Regions from separate parts of the Homo sapiens genome. Here region 1 is linked to region 2. Evidence: read pairs that join two places in POLR2A ChIA-PET (ENCODE). Cell type or tissue: Panc1. All regions are shown on one strand.

The links. ChIA-PET counts read pairs that join two places held together with the same protein. Peaks named below come from ENCODE experiments on the same cell type or tissue, not always from the same donor. Only the 100,000 strongest peaks of a DNase experiment are listed, where the experiment ranks them.
Region 1: POLR2A ChIA-PET joins it to region 2 with 21 read pairs; 2 of 35 experiments call an interaction of 5 or more read pairs at or near these places.

What each region holds. Positions count from the first base shown.
Region 1 is chr10:78,625,532-78,628,031 of GRCh38, forward strand. No RefSeq gene overlaps it. Among named protein-coding and RNA genes, the nearest start is that of LINC00595, 360 kb to the left of the region's middle. In Panc1, no CTCF peak of the experiment used is centred here; no DNase peak of the experiment used is centred here.
Region 2 is chr10:79,079,935-79,082,434 of GRCh38, forward strand. The region is part of intron 1 of ZMIZ1 (zinc finger MIZ-type containing 1); the gene reads left to right. Among named protein-coding and RNA genes, the nearest start is that of ZMIZ1, 12 kb to the left of the region's middle. RefSeq lists an enhancer at 150-659. In Panc1, no CTCF peak of the experiment used is centred here; no DNase peak of the experiment used is centred here; H3K4me3 peaks cover 254 bases; H3K27ac peaks cover 2,228 bases.

The DNA.
Region 1 (2,500 bases), 450 kb before region 2:
AAGATTGGCAAAGAGACATAGGCACTGTCTGGTGAAAGGCAGGTCCTGAGGTTTTGCCATGAAAGCCGAAGGAGCTGGGAACTCTCACGTGTGGAATAGCAATGGTGTGCACGTAAACTTGGAGTCACGGGTGGTCTTCCTAACACACCTGGAAGCATGTTAGTTACATTATCCCCATTTCTCAGATGGGAAACTGAGGCTCTGTAATGTCGAGCATCCTGCTCATCTTCAGTGAATGGCAGACTTGAAGCAAGTCCGTGTGACTCCCCTCCAGTTCTCTTTTGATAGCACTGCACTGTTGCTGCTGGCATTTGAGAACCACTGCAGGCTCTCTGCTGGCGCGCAGAGCCAGGGAGCTCAGTCAAGCGGCCTTGACTCCTGCAGACTGAGAAAAGGACAGGCCTCGCTCCTCACCTGTTTGCCTTTATTCTCAGCATTGCTGCGAAAGACGGGAATGCGGAACATTAAAACATGTACTGTAAATAAACCAAATTAAAGTAAAATTGACTCATTTAGCAACCAGCCTCCGATCTTGCATTAGAAGCAATTGAAGAGATTTCACAGATTTTAGTAACCAGATAAGATTATTATATAAACAGACTTCTGCATTGAATGATGAGCCATATCTTGAGGAGAATATTTGAAATCAATAGCAATACAGGCTGAGAATTAAGTAATGTGGTTAAGCACTTTTGAATGATGCCATTTTTAAGAGCTGATTAGAAATAAATATGCCAATTGCAGCAGAGCTGATAGCTGGAATCAAGTGATGATTAATCAATTTGGGCCTGAGAGCCAGGGAGGCCATCTTGGGGAGAATGTTGCCAGCCCTGCACTCCAGCTTGCTGGAAAGGGGTTGAGAATGCTCTGGGGCCTGATGCAGCAGGCTCGGGGCTGTACAGAGGCCAATGGTGGCCCCGAGAAGGTCTGAGAAAGATGTTAGAGTCCTCGTGCAGAAGCCTAGCTCTGCCCACCTGGTGCTGGCCACCACGGTGTTTGGGAAGGTGCCTGAGAGCCGGCACAGGATTAGCTGTAAGCTGCTTAAGCTGCTCACGCAGGGTGAGCCTGCAGCAGAGAGGAAGTTATGGTTGGGGACACTGGTGACCCTGGGATTGCGTTTCGAATGCCCAATTACCACTCGACTGGAAAATGATTGGTCTTTTGGCGGCCCTGTAATCATCTCTCACCTGGACAATTGCACCAGCTTCCTGATGGGTCCCCACATGAACCGTGAGCCTGGCGGATGCATTCCACACATAGTCACCATGGTGATCTTTCTAAAGCATTGCTCAGATCTTGTCACTCACCTTGTAGAAACCCAGTGCTGCCTCCCCTGCACCTTAGGTCAATTCCAGATACCTTAGCTTAGGGTTCAAGGCCCCCTCATGGCCCAGTCATCTCTAGTTGCCTCATTTTTTCCTTTCTCCCATTCCTGCCCTATGATCGCGTCAAACAGAAGGTTTTATCAGTGCCCAGGAATCCCCTGTTCTTTGAGTGTTGTCTCTGCTCCTGCTGGGCCCTGCCTACTTCCCTGTCTACAGAAGCCCCAGCCCCTCTCCCACCTAATTCAAAGGCCACCTCCTTGGGAAAGCCCACTTTGACTGTTCCTTTCCCCAACCCAAACATAAGCACAACTAGCTGGTCTCTCTTTGTTACAATCCTTTTCCTGTTTCATATCACTATCATTCATTATGTCTTTTTATTCTATAAGTACTGATTGGCACTTTTGCAGTGCTACTCACTCTGGCCTAACCCTAGAGATACAGGGAGAGAACACAGACATGGCCCCTCCCCTCCTGGAGCTCAGTATTTCACTCAGGCATTTAATGCTTTGTGCAACTGTCTCAACTCTGGGGGGCAAGACATTCTTATTTAATTCTCCTGGCACAAGTGAATGAATGAATGAATGAATGAATGAATGTGAGATAACACAAATGAATAAGAGGCAAAGGTGGATCAGTGGATGGAGGCTGCAATAAAGCAAATTTTTGCTTGGTGGAAGAAGCTGGGGTTTTGCCCAGCACTGCATAAACTGCCTTCCATGGGGTCGAGCTCTCAGGAACTTGAGGCATCCATGCGGAGGAAAACCATCTGTCAAAGAGAGGCCCGAAAAGACAGAATTGGCTGGGGATTGAAGTTGCAGGGCTGGGGGCTCTAGCCTCAGCCCTATCACTGACTCACTATGTGAATTCAGGTAGACCTTAGCAAGAGCATATCCTCTCTTTGAGCCTCAGCTTCCCTGTCTGTAAAATGAAGACATTGGACTATAAGTGGTAGAAGAAAATGGGATACTTCTTCTTGAATGTTGGTGACCTTCAAACAACCTCTTCAACAGCGCACCATAAATAAGGTTCTATATGTCATGTTAGACACAGAGAAAAATTTTAACAGGTATGAGATGATGGAAGAAAAGTTAAGTGCAAGATTTTATAACAGGAGTCTGATAAATGCCAGAGACACTTGTGTGAACTAGTGTAGCCTGGGGAGGTTTCTTGGAGGA
Region 2 (2,500 bases):
TGTGGGGACCACTGGCACTTATATTGAGGGGCACACGGTGTCTTCAGATTGCCCGGCTGGTGTAAGCTGGTTAGGAGTCCTTAGCTGGGGTTGTTGTGCTGTTGGTGGGGAGAGGCAGCCTGGGGCCTCCAGAGAGCCGCTGGCCGGCCACTCTGTAATTGTGCATGAGTCACTCTGCCTCCCTGCTCGCAGTCCTCATGTCCCCACCTTCCTGGGATCCTGAGAAGTGGGCTTTGTGATGGTTGGGAGCAAGTAAGGGGATTTCTTGGCTCTCCGCCTGTCTGCCCTGTGTGCCCGGCATACCTGAGCTCCACAACCTCCCTGCGCCTCAGATCCTGGGAGAAGAGCAGAAAGCTCGGGTGTGACTTTTTTTTTTTTTTTTTTTTTTTTGAGACTGAGTCTTGCTTTGTCACCCAGGCTGGAGTTCAGTGGCACGATCTCGGCTCACTGCAGCCTCTGCCTCCCGGGTTCAAGAGATTCTCTTGCCTCAGCCTCCTGAGTAGCTGGGAATATAGGTGCCCACACCACCATGCCCAGCTGATTTTTGTATTTTTAGTAGAGACGGGGTTTTGCCATATTGGCCAGGCTGGTCTCGAACTCCTGACCTCAGGTGATCCGCCCGCCTTGGCCTCCCGAAGTGCTGGGATTATAGACGTGAGTCACTGCGCCGGGCCTCAGGTGTGATTTCTTGTTTGGTGTTTGGCGATGGGGCTGTGAAGCTGTGAGTTTGACGTCAGTTTATCTCCTGCAAAAGAATGGCCTTCTGATTCCTCCCACCTGGCCTGGGTTGACATCTGCATTTCTGCTTGTGCTTCATCTGCAGGACTGACCCCTTTAGGCAGAAGGAGTGGGTCTGCATTGGGGGTTGGAATCCTCATGGGCCTCAGAAGTCTTGGCGCCTTCTGCCTTGTGGATGGCCTCCCTCCTAGCCAGCTCCCCAGAGGGGTCTGGGCAGCTCTGCTCCACCCGAAGGCTCTGGATGCTCCTATTTCTGGTATTCTTGGCACCTTTGATTCCCAAGACCATTAGGGACCTTGGCGCCCATCTCATCTGATGCCTGTCATACGGATGACTTATGCCCCATCTACGCTATCCCCATAGAGCACCTTCCCATGTGGGCTTGCATGCCTCCACGGACAGGCTGCTCCCTGCCTCCCCAGCAGCTCCCTCTGTCTAGAAAGTTCCACATCGTATGGAGCCCAGAAGGATACCTCTCCCCTAGTTCTCTTCTCAGGACCTTGCAGAATGTGGTGAATTGGTCCTCAGGAAGTCTCTTCCATTCTCTGCCTCAGAGATTGTATCCTCGGAGACTTCTCTCTGGGCTGAGTCTAAGGCTGGAGAAGGCAGAATGGGCTTCCTGGGGAGGTGGCCTTCTTATATCCCCTGGGCCTTATTATCTCTGCCTCTGGTAAGAGTCTGGGCAGCTTGGAGACCTGAGACCTGACCTGAAAATAGCTTAGCCCAGGTTGTAAGACGTGGCAGTAGGCTGGGGAGGCCACAACAGTGGCTCACTGGGGCCCTAGGGGAAGAAAGTGGTCTGGCTTCTGCTTTTCAAGCAGGGTCAGACATTCCAGGAGGCTGAGAAGGCCGTCTGTCTTCCTAGCCTCTTGCAGCATGCTCGCCTGCCACTGCAGCCAGAGCCCCCTCACTGGAGGTAGCCAGGGGCTGTGAATAGTGCTTCCTCCCCTGTGGACCAGCACCCAGCTCCTTACTGAGCTCCTCTCTGCCTGGCCCTGCCCCCTGCCACTTAGGCGCATCTTGCCTAAGTGTCTACAGGCCCCTGAGACCTGGGCTCTGTGCAAGGAGCGCTGGATTTAGAGACAGAACTTCTGGCCTCCTCCTGCCAGCATCGCTGGGGGCTGTCGCACGAGTCCAAGGGGAAGGCCAGCACGTTGCATGCTGTCCAGTATCACTGCATCGGGGAGTGTAATGTTTCATTACCATGTGCAATGATGGTAATGGCAGCACAGAAAGGCCCTGGAGACCATCCAGGCCAACCTTCTCATTTAGATGCTGAGTCAAACCCCAGAGGGGACGAGGTCACACGACAAGTCCCTGGCAGAGCTGGAGCTAAAATCCAGGTGTTCCCACCATCTAGCCAGTGCCCAGCCCTGCCTGTTACTCCACAGAAACCCTTTGCTGGAGTAAGGCACAGGAGAGGTGCCTCCATGGCTGTGGCAGTGGCACTGGCCTGGCCTGGGACTCACCTTCCTCATTTTGCAAAGCGGCTGGGCCTTTCGGCTCTGGCTGTGCCCACCAGAAACACTCGTCCTGGGGGCAGGCACTCGGTGCCTATGGTCTTGGTAAGACAGCTGGCTCCTCCAGCCTGGGGGCCGCTGCCCTATAGCAGGACACTTTCTCTCACTTCCTGGCTTATATGGGGCTGCCTTGCATTCCGCCTTGGGTGGCAACAGGGTCCTCAGGAGCCCACCTGAGACCCCACGCCCAGCTTTTTGGCTCATCAGGCTCATTTGGTGGCCTAGACCATGGCTTGAATTTA